Regions from separate parts of the Mus musculus genome. Here region 1 is linked to region 2. Evidence: chromatin loops called from intact Hi-C (ENCODE). Cell type or tissue: gastrocnemius. All regions are shown on one strand. Region 1 overlaps Pappa2 (pappalysin 2). Region 2 overlaps Pappa2 (pappalysin 2).

Region 1 (8,000 bases), 240 kb after region 2:
GCATGAGGGAGAAGGCAGGGGTGAGAAAGAATGAAGTGTTGCTGGTTACAGGCAAATAGTTGCATTTGCCAGAGCTGATTCCTACTTTTCACAGCTCTGACTCTGTTACTCCTAGCAACCTGTGCTCCATGCTAGGACCGACATCCAAAGTTCTCTGGAGTTTTCATCTCATCCTTGAGGCCTGGGAGAGATCATGCCTCACAGAGGACTGAGGCTACTCCAATGCCACCTGAATCCAGAAGGCTCGATTGCCGTGATGCCTGTCTGAGACCAAACAGAGCCTACGAGAGCTCTTTCCCTCAACAAGGTTAGGCAATAGCACGCATCAGGTACTAAGGCAGAAGTGCAGTGAATGGGATGATCACCCTACCGTAGTTCTCAGAGGAAATCCATCTGCCTCCAACCCACACTAGGCTACTAGATGATTTCAGAGTCTCAGGTAGAAAGCTGTGAGTCAGATGCTGAGCCTTGACCAGACCAGGTTCAAGTGCCCAGCTAGCACAAAACCCTGAAAACATCATTGTACTCTAAGGGAGCCACATGAACTACATCTTCCTGCTTTCTCTCTTTTGTGATGCTTCAGAATCTAATGTCCCGCTAAAGTGGCTTAGCGTTCCCCAGAAACCTGTTGCTTAGAGCTTATCTGGTAGAGCACTATAGATAAGCATGGATTTTTGTGGATCATGTGGAATGAAGAAACAAGGCCAGAAGAATGGTAGAGGAAGCATGGCCTTCAGGATGAACACTCGACACCGAAGCTCTGCAAACAATTACCGAGGAGCAAAGCCCAGCATGACACTTGCTTTGATAAAGTTTTATTGGAACACAGCCTACCAATGTGGTCGTGCATCAACTGTGGCAATGTGCACATACTAACAGCAGAGTTTAGGAGTTGCATCATGAGCTCTATATGGCCTACAAAGCCTGAACTACTTAGCATCTGTTCTTTTGCAGAAAAAAAAAAATCTGTCACACACTGTCCTATGCTTATAAATCTGGAGTCCTGTAAGTGTGCGATGGTGCACATGCAGCGGCAGCCATGGCAGCAGCAGCAGCAGCAGCAGCAGCAGCAGCAGCAGCAGCAGCAGCAGCAGCAGCAGCATCTAAGCTGAGCAGCTTGTTACACATGCCGTCCCACGTGTCTCCAGAAAAACGGAATACAAATCCTCATTTGGGTAACAGAGTGGTATAAGAGCAGATGCCCAGAGTAGGGTTAAATAGGAAAGATTTTATTCAATGAAAGAAACTCTGAGCAAAAATATGGAAAGAGTTAGGAAAGGGCTGGGAGAGCTATCACCCCATGATATTAACCTGACCCTGGGAGAAAGAGAAAAGAAAGAAGCAGTCAAAGCATAGTCTGGAAGACTTTTGATGATACCTGAGCCAGAACCGGCCATGTTAGGTCTCCCTTTATCCTGGCCACTTCAGGGAGAGGTGATCTCCATCCAAACATAGTCTTTGACAGTGGTGTCCATAGCCAATGAACGCCCTGTGTTAAATCCCTGCAAAACACACTCTCTTCGAATCTGCTGCTGGGTGTGCCCCAGATGACCTCTGTGCACACTGGAGCATGAGAAGCACCTCTCTAGAGCAGCTCGTGGCGCACTTTGCCATTCAGCGATGAAGGGCCAGACCCATACAGATTTTAGGCTTCTCGGGCTATACAGTCTCTGTCACAACCACTAAACTCTCTCATTCACCATGGAAGCAGCCACAGAGAGCACATAATCAAATGAGTGTGGTGTGCCAGATCAAACTTCATTTACAGAAGCAGCTCTGGGGGTGATGCGGCTCACAGGCCATAATAGGCGAGCCCTTGCTCTAGAGTTGTGTGAGTAAATAATTCAAACTTTGGCTCTCATGAGACACGTAAGAGAAAGGGTGCTCCTAGGGAAGGCAGGTGGGCAACCTTGTGAGCAACAGTTTCCCTCGGATGCTCTTCAGGCACACAGTAGGCAGCAACAGCATAGTTTCAAAGCCATTGCCCTGGATCCTCACAAAAAGTCCCCCTCACCCCAGTGGGAATACAGCAGTCTAAATTTTTAGTTTATTCTACAAACATAATTTGTAGAATTATGAGATTCTAACATTATAGGAGGAGTTATTTGGTGTGTGTGGGGGGGGGATGACAAATATGGGTTGGAGCTTCATAGGACTTCTAGGGGGTGTTGACTTGATAGAAATAAGAGCCATGCCTAACTAATAAGGCAAGAAGCAATGTGCAATCCAAAAAAAGCACACAAGAAGGTCTATAGAAAGTCTATAGAAGACAAGAGAGAGAGAGAGAGAGAGAGAGAGAGAGAGAGAACCAATAGGGAGGCTCTAAGGAAGAGGGAACAATAGTGAGCTATGGAAACGTGACCATGATAGATCAAACTTACCTCTCAGACCAGCTAACATTCACATCGCTTCTGTGTTGAGCCACCAAGCCTCAAAGTGAAAACTCCAATGCAAAGAAGCTAAATTACAAGCATAAGGTATGTGTTTCCTTCACACAAACAATCCATGCATCTCCCTCTCGCCTGAAACAGCAGGGCCACCCCCAGGAGACAACCATGGGCCCTCATACCAACAGCTCTGCGCCAGCTGGGTCACTATAGCATCACTGAATATTTGAGTCCTGATCCAGGAGGGGGATGTGGAGAGGAACAGGGTGATTCCTCAGGGTCTGATAAGGACAAACACTCTGATTTGACCATCACTGGGTATAGGGAAGCAGCCAAAGAGCAGGACAGGGAGCCCCGCCTCTAGGGAACGATACTGATGCAGCTCTTTGCCTGGCTAGGTCTGTGAGATCAAGGCGGCCACACCGAGGTCTCTTTACATCTATGCCATTGTGTGTTCTGCACAACTCTGTGTTCCCTGTGGTCAGAGCTCTTCACCCTGAAGCCTCATTCCATAGATGTCACTCACACAGAAAAGCTAGCAATAGACTCTGAACAATGCCCTGATGGCAGCAGACTTGGGCTATCAGGAAAATCTAGGTAACAGTGTACATTTTTCTATTAAGTAAGCACAAATTTCAAGAGATATTCAACAGGGCTTACAGCTTAGAAAAATAACATAGAAGTTTTAGCGCCATTGCCCAACTGATTTGGAATAGTGCCGCTCAAATAAAAAGAACAGATGAAACGGTTTAATGCACTAAATGGACCCTTTGGGCTTTTTTGACTACAGTTTTTATCTTGAGACCATATTGTGAAATATAAATAGCTACTTATAGCCATTCCCATTTTATAAATCATCAGAGTAAAGTCCTAAGAATTTGAAGTTAATATCTCTGCTAAGGAAAAGTTAGATTTAAATTAGAAATTAATTTAGTTTGAATATCTCCTGATAAATACCTTTCATGTCACTGGTAAGTAAATAAGACTCAAGGGCCAATTTTGTGATGGGCACTTTAGGTACACTACTCTATAGGACCTCTCCTTATTTGTCTTTTGTTTGGGATTTTTTTTCCTACTTTATTTCAAATAGAATCATATACATTCATATGTAATGTAATCATATGTGTGTGTGTGAGTGTGTGTGTATGTGTGTATATATATGTGTATATATATACACATATATATATTTTCCATTTAATTTTTGGTTTGATATAAACATAACTCAGAAAAAAGAAAGCTGACTAGATTGCCAGAGACAGTTGTCTCAGTACGTGTGAGAGAAAGATTTGAGTTCATGTCTGTCTGTCCTGGTCCCCTCCCCCAGACTCTACACTGGGACATGTAAAGCTTGAACACTCAGAGGACCGACTCAAACTCACCTTCATGTCAAGGACAGTTTCTCAGACATCTTTGTGTTCCCCTCAATGACTTGCCACACTTTGCATGGCAAGGCACTCAATAAATATTTGTTGGATGAAGAATTCTGGGCTTGGGTTCCAGCTTACCGTGGATTTAAGGACTCAGTGTCCTGCAGAGCAGGTGGTTACTCAGCTGGGCGACTTCAGGGAACATTTGAAATCAATTACGGGTGCAGAGGAACCTGTTAAAATGTCCTCTTTTGTATATGCCGGGGTTGACGGGGAGGAACGGAAGTTGAAGTGGTAGAAAAGGCTCAAATGCTTTCAGGGTTATGCACTGGACCTTAAAGTGTCCACACCAGAACAGGACAGAAGTTGGCTTATTGAAACACTAAATTCTAATGACCCAACCTAATGGGATCCTGACCTCAAGCTACTCCTAGCTTGCCACATAGCCTCAAAGTGTCAGACCTTTGACTGGCTACCTTTGTGAAGAACCCCACCAGGGAGCATTCCTCTCTGTTGCCACCAGTCTGCTCCAACTCTGGGGAAACAGGCAACTTAAAGTGTGTTCTACCTTTCAGAAAGCCCAGAGGATGACCAGAAGAGTCCCCCCAACCACCCCACCACCACCACCACACACACACACCTGAAGCTTGTGTACCCTGCATTGCCCTCAATCCTCAATAAAAAAGCATTCTTGCAACTCATTCTGGAGTCTGACTTGTTTCAGAAGAATTCGGGAACTTAGAGTGCAGGGAGAGGGTAATTCTAGCTGATTTTGTTTTCTTCAATGCTTGCTAGAGCTACAAGTTAGTCACAACTCAAAAAAAAAAAAAAAAAAAAAAAAAAAAAAAAAAAAAAAAAAAGCAAGCAGCTTTAGCTATCCAGACAGGCCTTTCAAAAAAGGAAAAAGACATATGAAGTGGACCCTGAGGGATGCCTACCAACACATTTTGGGAGAAGGTGATTAAATTACAGCCCAGAGGCTGGGACAGGACAGCCCTCAAGGAAACTAGAGACATTCCCAACTTTGTGGCGTCCCTTGTCTCATGTGCATGGGACAACACTGCCACCTAGTGTCCAGTGTTAAAACTATTCCCTAAGGTCCCATAGCTGTGGGTAGGGGCTTCTGCTAGGACTGGTATTGACTAAATTGTTTGAGGTCTCTGCTGAGGAAAAACTACCCCAAGCATGGCAGGTAGAGGACTTGGAAGCTGATTCGAGTTAAGTAGGCGGAACCTGAGGTTTGAAATCTATTGGCAGAGTGAGATCCAAGTCTTGGCCCACCCTCAGAGGGGCAACAGAAGTGCAGCTACAGGTTTGTGTGTTACTCCCAGCAACTTGACTCCACCTTGTTACTCTGTGTAACTCAAGTCCCACCATACTAGGAACTGATGTACACCATCTTGAGAGGCCGTGCCAGCAGAAGAAAGGAAGATGGATTGTTGAGCACTGTAAAGTTGTGCAAAGAGAGTCAAGTCACTCGAAGTAGAGGCTCTTATTACTGGCGGCTTGATTTTGGTAACCTCATGATCCTTAGCCAGGCTCTTCACCAGGGAAATACCAGCAGCAGAGACAATGGGTAGACATGGATGCTCAATCCTAAACAGTCCACTTGCTGAGCCCAACAAATTGAGGCCCTGCCCCCTGTGGGCTTTTAACCTCCCTTGATAATTTGGGCTGAGTGCAAGTCTGAAGAAAGATAGAGGATAGAACAGGGGGTGTGAAGAGGCTTGGTCGTCATCTGCTTTCCACCTCTTAGAAGCAGACCTAAAAGGGAAGTCCCAGAACACTGCAGGAGCCACTTGCATTTGAGGGAAAGAAACCTTAGAAGGTAAATTGCTAAAAATGATTTCCTGCCCAATTTTACATGCTCCGAGAGGAGAGGAGGGTTCTGATGGGCACTGGAAGATCTGAATGTGTGCTGTGGCAGTATGGAGACAGTGGCTGGTGACAGGCAAGGCAGGGAGGTATGTAGCTCTGAGGATGAGGTTGCCAGAGGTGAAGCAAAGAATAGGAGACTGCAATGGGGAGGTGAGACAGAGGACTGGAGAGGTAAATGACCGAGGTCAGGTGCTATGTTCCTGTATTCCAGGATTGGACTTTAATAACCCCAAGCAATAATCTCCCACATACATTCCTGTTGGATTGTCCTCTTAGGCTGCCTAGCCAGGAAACGGTTCCCAGGTCTCTATGTTGCTACTGCAGGAGGAAGCATAGGCAGATCTGTGTGGGTCTCAAGCGAGACTGAGAGCTCGCAGGCTCCCTAGCAGATGGGCACTAGGAAGCCAGACTAGGCAGCACGGAGATGTCATCTGGGGGAAACTGTGAAGCTGCCAACTCCGATCAGATAATCATCTCATTATTTCTTCCATTTTGGCCCCAGAATAAGGGTTTCCTTCTCCTCTTTCTCTGCCCCCATCTAGCTTACAGCCTGGCCCCTTCTCTCACGCCCTCTCCCACCCAAAACTAAAATAAAGCAAAGCCACATGACTGGAGAGTGCTCAGTGTCTGGGAATCCCAGATTCCAAACGAGAAATCACAGCCAAAGAGGGGGAGACACAGTGTCCACAAGGATGTTCCAGCGACACCCCACTGGAAGAGGCTCCTTCCCTCCAGATTTCTTTGCCTAGTCTGCAACTTATTTGGAGGCACTCAGAAACCTGAATGGATTTTGTTGTCGTTTTGGTTTGTGTTGGGTTTGGGGGGAGGGGTGATTGGTTGGTTGGCTGGTTGGTTGGTTAGTTGGTTGGTTGGTTTGGTTTTTGTTTGTTTGTTGAGGAGATATCAAATGATTCACGAACACCTACTTTGTTCTCCCCACCCCCAAGCCAGTCTCTGACATGTCGCTCATTGCCTCAGTTTCTCCAACAATGTAATGGAACTGACAAACAGGAAAGGGTGTGTGGATAATCCAGATTGGTACCATTATTTTTTCTGATTGTTTTTTAGTTAATGCGTAAAGTAACTTGGTCTCCTTGTGACATTCTTCTGTATATTTGTCCCCACTCCTTTTTTGGTGGGGTGTCTAAATGAATAAGGAGACCCCATGGGGTGAAATATCCTTTCCTCACCCTTGCCTGACATCAACCTCTCCAGATAGGAAAAGAAAAGCAAGGGCTCCAAACGTAGCTCTTCTTTTTGTCATTCTAGGTGTCTCTGTTAATCAAAATAAACACAGGTAACAAGCCCAAATAAATGCCTCTGATTAACCTTATAGAGTTCTCTGTGTTAAACATGCTCTCCTATTTAGGTCTTTCTAACAACAGCCAGAGCTAGAAGCCAGAATCCTGGTCTGCAAGTGTCCACCTTTTCCAGCAGATTTGTTGAGGTCAAGAAAAGGGGATCGAGGGTATAGAACGGGTGCTACCTGTCTTCCTAGTTTCCGGTGGCAGCCTGTTCCCTTGCTGTTTGGACCCAGTTGGGCATTATTCACTGCTACCATCCTTGGTCTGCCGTCTGCTTTTCAGAGGTGCCATGCTAGACTATGAGAAGCAGTGTGACCCCCCCCCCCTTGACAACGAGTGCAAGTCTGTTCCCTTTAAAAAGGGAAAAGATCTTAACGGAGGTCTCCTAAAGTACAAGCACAATGTATAGAACTCTGAGAAATCGCTATTGATAATGAAGCCTCGTGTAGGAGTCATTTTCCCTTTGATGGTGCCTACACTGCTTCTGCACTGATAAATAACCCCCACCCCTCCCCCCCACAGCCCCTCTGGCTAAGCCTTCTTGGCTTTCCTGCCTTTAGGCTGTTCCCCCTGTCTGTTCTCTATGTACCCACAACAAAAATGGAGCCGACCACACCCCTCGGGACCTGAGAAAACCCAGGAGTAGGATAGGACATTACCTGCAATGATGGCTGGGTTGCTCTGTCCTCCCTCTGGTCTCACCCAGGCTTCCACTGTGAACGCCTCCCGGGGAATCTCAGCCAGCACTTCTGGACGCAGCAACAGCCGCTCCCTCTTCCCAGTGAAATACAGTACAGGCAATCCTCCTTGGGAGTTAAAGGTCTCTACTCTCCGGAGAGAGGCCCCTCCACCATTTTGGATGGTGCCCTCCAATGGACTGTCACTATCTCCATGCTTAAGTGGCTCTTTAGGCCAAAGCTGGAAACCTTGAGGGGTATTCTGGGGGTCTCCAGTCATGTCTTCTGCCTGCCTCTTCTGCACTTGGCGAGGAAGCCTAGACTTGGACTGGCCCTTCCTCTGGGTCTCTGCTGTGGGTCCCTTCTGATATGCGAAGGTAGCAATGG
Region 2 (8,000 bases):
TTGCCAAACGTTTCTGTCCAGCTGTCCTAACTGGCATATTCAAGGGCATCTGCTTATACTCAGGGCCTGGCATATGAGAGGGCTGGGGCTCAAGAAGGATTCCCTACCATTTAACATGGAGAGTAGGAGGAGAGAAAAAAAGACTAAGAAAACCATAGGGAAATGTGTGTTTACCTTCAAACACAAATAGATGAAAAGCTGTGACCTTTCTCATTGCAGTAGGGTCTGGGTTCACTCTTGGGTCTACTGGGTTACATATAGTATAACAGAAAACACATTCCATTTAAGAGCAAAGAACAAAACAAAACTAAACAAAACAAAATCTGGAGTCTTGTGCAACCTGAAGCTTACTACATATACCAATTTCTAAGAGTCTCTCCATCACTCAGTTTCCTCACTCATAGAACAGCAAAGGTGAAATCCCCCTCACCCACAGATAGCCAGAAATCACAGGAAGGCACTTTGAAAATTATTGCAGAAAATGCCAAGGAATCATTCCATTTATTATACAATGCTTATTTCCAACCACAAACCTCTTTCCCACAGTCCAAGGTTATGTTTCCAGCCACCTTTTCTTCTTGCCTTCCCAAGTGTCTGGAAGGTGGTCTGAGCAATCCACCCAGCCTTTCCAACTGTGTCTGTCATGACCAGAGAATTCAACCTCTTGGTCCCAGGTGCAGAAGCCTCTTCCAGGGCGCTGACCTCGGGCTTTCTGTGACACTTCTAACCAATTATCTGTCTGGTCATCAAGCAAAGTTCATAAAAAGAGCAAATTAATATTCATGTTCCAAAACTTGCTCTCCTGGCTCTCTTTTCCCCTCAGAGATGATAGTGTCACAGGAGATGGTGGCATCACCTCTGACCCTGTCCATCACCTCTGACCCCATCCATCACCTCCCCCTTTCTTATTGCTCACTACTTATTTTATCTTTTTACAACTCAGTGTCCCACAATCCAGGCTTGAAGCTGGTTTAGTCTTGTCATCTGGAAGAACTTTCTTCTCCAGACTGGTGGTTGCTGTTCTCGTCTGTGAAGTGAGAATATGTGATTTTTCAGACTCTCCACCCCCTGAAAATTAACTAATACTTTGTTTACCAACTGCCCTGTACATATTAATTTAGTTCTGATTTTCAGCTAAGCTGAATGCCTCACTGAGGTCCAATAACGGACCCATATGCCACCTCCTCTTGGCATCCAGGGATGATGCTTATCGCATCTGAAATGTAAATGATTCTTCTTGAGCATTGTTTCACAGCTCACAAGGCATTTGGCATCACTCCACATTCTACCTTGGTAAATGTCATCTCTTCTTCTGGATTCCCATGTTTACATTTCTTTCATAACCTATTTATATAACAAATAGTTTTCAAATGACTGCAGGAAATGACCAACCAATAAGGGAAATGTGGGTCTGGGTTAGGCCAATGGTTTAGGTTTGAAATAATGAAATCATTGAAACAAAGAATAAGACACCAAACACACTTCATATTTTATGTGCTGATTTTTTAATGAACGTTTTATAATCTTATAAAATAACTGGATGTAGCTGTTTTACATTACAATACAGTAGATCAGCCCCTTTCACTGTGTTTGCCATCAAACTGTCCCCTTGGGTGCTAACTGACACACTCAATGGTGATCACACAGAATAGATGATGTGTCAAAGACTAAGGCCTTAAATGTTGGAAAGGAAAGAAAAGAACCAAGAAGACTCTACTCGCTGCCTTATTTGCCCAGATCTGCTCTTTGCCCCTGCTGATCTCTTTTCTGTATCTGTGATTGAAGGCTGCCATGCTACTATTGAAGCCAGCCACCTTTGGGCCATGTTGATCTCAAAACTGTGGTTACCAGGAACTAGAAATAGACAGGTAACTTTGTAATAAAGAAACAGGCAGAGGAGCCTCTGTGGAGGGCCCTGGATGACATTATGGATGTCTAAGGAGAACTGAATACAACCACCTGGGGGCAAACATGACTTGTTCCTAGGATCTCTGATCATTTTCTTTATTAGGGACTTAAGTTTCTTCAAATACTGGAGCCAAGGGACAAAGTCTAGATAAGACTCCCGTCTCTGTCTCTGGCTGATGATGGCTAAATGGCCTTCAGCCTGGGGAGCTTTACACACACCCCAGAAACTGTCCTCTTGCCTTCCCAGGGCAGGGTGAATGTTGCCAAAAAGAACAAAGTATCTTAAAGTGAAGCATGGGGTCTCTGTTAGTCTTAGTGGACTTAATGAGGAGACTGAGCATGGACAGATACTGGTGGGTAGTCTGTGCCCATGAGTGCTCTTGGGAATGGCAGTCTCTGTGCACTAAGTTGTGCCCAAGGTAACTATTGCTCTGTCTCTGTCAGGATTTTCCTAAGGCAAAAGTTGACACACATCCAGGAATTTGAATGTTCTCTAAGGAAACAGTGTGTGTGTGTGTGTGTGTGTGTGTGTGTGTGTGTGTTTAGTAGAGAATTTAAATTTTTCTATTGGTCTTTTCATACTCACCTTAATGAGATACAGAAATAGGAATTGAAATATGTAGTAGAGAACCTAAACTTTTCTATTTTTCTTTCCATATTAAACTTATGAGATTCAGAATATGAATGGTATTTCCTGACAAAGGGTAATAAGTGTGACCTAGATAGTAAACAGTATTTAAGCACTGTTTACCTTATTGCTAGGAGTAGAAGACTAACACTGCCTTTCCCCTTCTCAATGGCTTTGTTGTCCATGATCCACATATTCATAGGTAACTGTATGTATATTGCCATATCCAGTCACTGCAGAATATTGCTCTTCATATAGAGCAGGGATAATTGTGCTTATGATGATAAAAAAAAGTTTCCTTTCTCATTCTATAGATTAGTTGCTTCAGTCTTGATGACAAAAGAGTAGAAGGAAGAGGAGGAGAGGTTTTGGAGATACCAAAAGTGACTCCAAGTTTTGCTTGGTCTTAGTTTCCACTGGAGGAAAAAACTAGGGTCTCTGTAAGAGAACAAGACCGTCATTAAAGGAAAGAAACTATGTCCTGACTCTCTTTCTAGGTGTGATCTAGAAACTGCTATAAGAAAACATACCAAGGACAGAGCCTATAGAAAAGTATGAGAATAGTCTGGATAAACAGAGAAGTGTTAATGTGACTGTTTTGTGCATAGTCCATACAGCTATTGAACAAGAAATGGTAAAGAGAGCATGGACCCTAAATAGTTGAAATTCTTCTTTCTCCCCACAGAGTGTCACCCTCGCTCCACATGTTGCTTACTGGGCCACAAACTTCAGATTTTGCACTTGAATAAGATTTATCTCTTTGCTCGAAGGATCCCTGGCCTCTTTTGGAGACTTGGATCAGGGGCTTGTTCACTCATTCTATCCTTTTATCCTCAGACCTCATTTAATCTTGACCTCTCACCTCTCTGACCTTTCACCTCTCTGACAGCCTTTCGCTCTTCTAACTCCCCGTTCTTTCATCTCTTATCTCCTCCCCCACATTTCCAAATCTCCAAAGCATTTTCTTTTCTCAGAAAAATCAACAGTTAGTGATGTGGCTGTGAACAATTGGCCAGACCTTGAGACTTGCAACAAGGAGAGACAGCAACTGGCCAAGTATGAAGAGGGTGTAAGTTCCTGTAAGCCTGATGTTCACAGAATGAGCCCTCATACAAACTTTTTGGCTGGCTGGTTGGCTGGCTGGCTGGCTGGCTGGCTGGCTGGCTGGTTGGTTGGCTGGCTGGCAGCTATACTTGGACTAAGTACATGGAGAAGTGGAAAAGACCCTGGTCTTTACCAGCTCCAACTGAGAGTTCTGAGAAGCGTAGAAGAGTTTGTATGCTCCTTTTGGTAGATACTTAGAAACCATTGTCTATTTCTCCTGGACCTACTGCCAAATAGGTTCCCATGTAACTTTCCATGCCTCTTGCTCTTAGCATGCCAAGTCTATCTCCTTTCAGTAGGCCCAGCTCCCAGGTCATAAAATGATGATCAGCTGACAGGCTAGCATCCAGAATTCCATCGACTCTCTTCTCCCCATCCGACCTGCCAATCCCTATCTATGGGAAGAAGGCAAAGGAACCTTTCTTTCTGTCTTCGAAGCTTCAGTATCCCTCTGGACATGAACTTCACAGCAGCATTTGTGGAACAATGGATAATCTGTAGCTTAGTAAACAGCAAAAAATATAATATATAATATATTTATATAATTATGTTTAAATACTTATAAAGAAATAGCTAACCTCCTTATTTGAGAGAGACCACACAAAAGGAAGGCAAAGGGCCAGTCTGGAATAGATGAGCCCTGAAAGATGACAGTCCATCTGAAATGGGTATTGACGGAGTCCCTGGCAGCTTATCTTCTAATATTTTGATATGGGTTTACATGTTGGGTGGGGCTGAGCCACTGACAGCGTGCAGAGTGGGGAGGAGATTGAGAGAAGGATAGAGCAGAGTACAGATGGGGGGAGGGGTCTGTCAATTTCTCCTTCCATTTCTAACCAAGTGTCTTTTTACAGAAACAATTGCCTCTAATCCCTCCCTACTTGGACTACTTAATGCATTAATTGGCACCTACAAACATTTCTTGCATTTCTTAAAGGCTCTCTTTTAGGCTCTCCTTCCACCATGGAACCTATCTTGTTCATTCACCCTTTGCATCCTGCTACGGGAGCTTCTCTTTTAGTCTGCCCCCAGGGCAGAGGAGATGGGCTCTGCTCCTAGAGTTACTGGTTTTCTTCTGCCTTGGGGTCTCGACAGGTGCATTCATCCAAGTCACAATCAGCAGCAAATGGAATGACCTAGGGGAGTGAACAGGAAGTTGAAAGCATCCGTTTTCGGGCCAAGCTTCACAATTTTCAACTGGCTTTAATTTTCCTCACTTGGTACTACAAGAAGTATGAAAGTGGGGGTTTGCATCAGAGGCCTAGAATTAACACTGGTTCCTTTTATGATATACCACTTCATTATAGGCAAGGTAATCCTTCATTTCTTCCTTTCTTCATCTATAAGGTAAGAAGACATCAGTACCACCCTCCAGACAACATCTGTGTGGTTGGACCAAATGAATGGTATCACACATTTATACCTTGTTTTACACCTAGAACTACTGTTGGAATTACTCCTAATAGGCTGATAATGTCTAGTTAATTTTTTTTTTGTAATCCTCATAGAGCTACGGCTGCTATACATTAGCGAAGAATCCCTAAATGTTCATCTTTCTGACTTCTCCATGCTCTGGGAGCGGTGGGATCATCTGTGACATCTTCATATGCATGACCTTTTGTCTTTCTTGAGTCTAGGATATGCTTTGAGGTTTTGAGACAGTGCATCTCCCTTCCCATTGTGTGTAGCTGTTATCTCACGTCTATGTAATTATCCCATCGCAGAGATAGTGCAGAAAAAGTTGCTTCTGTCCTATTTGTACTGTTAGCAGCAAATAAGCAATTCCCTTTGAGTGTCTACAATTAAAATATAAGACAATGTTGAGACATGAGAATGGTAAATATTCTACCTTTCAGGTACTATGACTAAATGAAATGAACATAAATGTCACAGATTATTGAAGATACACTGAAGGGATGGGTTTAGTGGTTGTCCATGAGATTGTTAGCACATGTGAAGTAAAACATGATATAAAGTCAGTAGAGAGGTAAAATAATGTGCCTTTCGAACCTCAGATTTTCTGTCTGCTGTCCAGCGACACTAAAATTCATAGACAAACCCCAGGTTTGCAGAGATAAAATTGGGAGAGTTAAGTGACTCCTCCTAGGTGGCCATGTCTTCCTGTATATACATGAGCTTCTTGAGTCACTTTCTCCACAAGTAAGAATAGAAAGTAATGGACCTGTTTTCTGTCTTAAGGTCAAAGTTCATGTTTTGTTTCTCTTAGTTCAAGATCGATTGATTTTCAGAGAAACAGAGGCCCAAAATGGTTGATGATTTGACAAATGGTTAATTACTCTGTGTTAAGTCACTTTGTTCATATACAAAGCTGAGCATGGGTCCTGGCACACAGTAAGTGATTGGAAAAGAAAAACTGTATGTGGTACTCCAGTCAGTTGATCATGGCTTTATTGTGGAGCTACATATAGAGAAGGAAATAATATCTGTATATCTTATATCCATTGAATTAGCCAATTAGCTTCAAATATCCTCAGAGCACTTGGATTTTTACTCATAACATTGAAAATTTTCAGCTCACTCAATTTTACAGACATAGGGAGCCTATCTATTGATCTAACAGAACCAAGAATAACAGGGACAAGGAAAATATCATACAAAGGACTATTACTGACCTGGTTCAGAGAGTGGTCCAGGTAGCGATCTGACACATTCCTATGATGTATTTATAACAGATCATATAGGACTATTGGGGCTTTTGATTTAATTACAATGATGAGGAATACCTGGGAAGCTTTTTGTTGGTAAACTAGGTCTCTCAAGAGAAGAAAGTCATTGTTTTGTCTGATCAATAATAAGTAGGCATCAGACTGAAAGCAAGAAAAATCATTGCTGGTACAATGAGCAACTAGATTGGCAGTTTAGTAAGCCATACTCACCACCTAATCTCCTAATCACTTAATCTCCCAATGACTTCAGATTCTCCAGTGTTAATCCTTGTATTTCCCTCTTAATGACTGGGCAAGAGCCAGTTATGATGCACTGTGAAGGAGAGCTAGCAAAAGCCCCACTGGTTCCAGAGCCTTGGCCTCTCCACCCATCCCTGTTACTCCACTTACCTTCTTGGAAGAGAGTGTGGAAGAGCAGCAGTCTCCCCCGTCATAGTTGCAGTAGGCCCGGTTATTAATAGTGTCACACCAACCATCTGCTTGGAAAGGCTGTAAAGAGACAAAGTCAGTGTCCTGTGGAACTTGCCCCCTTCCCACTTCCCAAAATCACCTCTGACTCCAACCAAATAAACCAAATACTCAAGAGATTGTGAATGAGCACCCAAAAGGCAAACTACATTCTCAAAACATTGAAAAGCCTTAGGAAAGAAACCTTTGAGTCCAAGGTACTGTCTAATTTCACATCAATCAGCTGTTTCTGGTCTAGTGTGAGGACTGCCTGTATCATTAAATGCTCTGACCAGTTACTTTAGCTTTCTTGTAATAACAAATCTTTATAGTATGTATGTTATACTTCTACATTTTAATTCTGCTAATTTTCAAAAAAAAAAAACAGTCAGTGTTTGTGACAATGTTGGTTTTATCAGTGAGAATAAAAAAGTAATGTATATACATGATAATCTCTCAAATCACATAGCCAGACTTAGGAAGAGTTAGGCATCATTTATCACATATCTTGTATGTAAGGCTACTTCTCTTCATTTTTATGCCTGTCTCTTGGTTTTGCTGAAGCCTGGCGCTTAGAGTCTCTAGAAGTCCTCAGCTTGGTTTGATGATATATATGTTCTCTGTCAAAGGTCAAAGTGATCCCATGTTAAGGACATCAGGACTGGCACAGAATGTACCTCATGTTAAGCTAGCTAGACACAGCAGCTAGACACAGTATTTGAGCAGAGAGGGCTGATTTATTTCCCTACATTCCTGTTACCACCATCAGTTAACAGGAACCAAAATGGGAAAGGGGGCCAGACTAAGCCAGAGTTAATGGAATGTTTTACCCCCAAAGAGAAAGTGTGATAAGAACAGCAACAAGCAGTTAAAAACAAAACAAAACAAAACAGTTCAGCAGACCAATATATTGCTTCTCCAGAGAGCTGCCTCTTGAAGAAAATAGACAATAGAGCATCCAGGAGGCTCTATCAGCATCCAGGAGGCTCTATCAGTCAGCCTACCCTCACCGTTTCCCTGGCTTACCCTCTGCAGCTCATGGCCAAATGTAAACCGTTAGGAAACAATTCATGGACAAGTTCTTTGGATCACAGAAATTTGGTGTCCTGAGACCACCTTCGAGGTATAAGTGGAGACTACTTCTCCCCTACCCTCCTTAAATGTCAAATACACAGATCATCCCATAGTCCATCATGCTTTGATGAAATAGATCACTCAATTATGTA

What was found. A loop is a pair of places that touch in the nucleus more often than their neighbours do. Peaks named below come from ENCODE experiments on the same cell type or tissue, not always from the same donor. Only the 100,000 strongest peaks of a DNase experiment are listed, where the experiment ranks them.
Region 1: it touches region 2 in a loop (9-fold over the local background); 21 of 42 quality-filtered maps call a loop at or near these places.

The regions. Positions count from the first base shown.
Region 1 is chr1:158,948,922-158,956,921 of GRCm38, forward strand. It overlaps Pappa2 (pappalysin 2), which reads right to left. Exons shown (of 23, transcript NM_001085376.3): 2 at 7,596-8,000. Among named protein-coding and RNA genes, the nearest start is that of Pappa2, 5.3 kb to the right of the region's middle. In gastrocnemius, a CTCF peak has its summit at 4,825 (motif pointing left); DNase peaks (open chromatin) are centred at 4,824 and 6,053.
Region 2 is chr1:158,710,245-158,718,244 of GRCm38, forward strand. Pappa2 (pappalysin 2) reads right to left here. Exons shown (of 23, transcript NM_001085376.3): 22 at 6,718-6,816; 23 at 1,489-4,776. The coding sequence ends at 4,702. Among named protein-coding and RNA genes, the nearest start is that of Gm37679, 160 kb to the left of the region's middle. In gastrocnemius, a CTCF peak has its summit at 3,224; DNase peaks (open chromatin) are centred at 3,262 and 3,693; H3K27ac peaks cover 958 bases.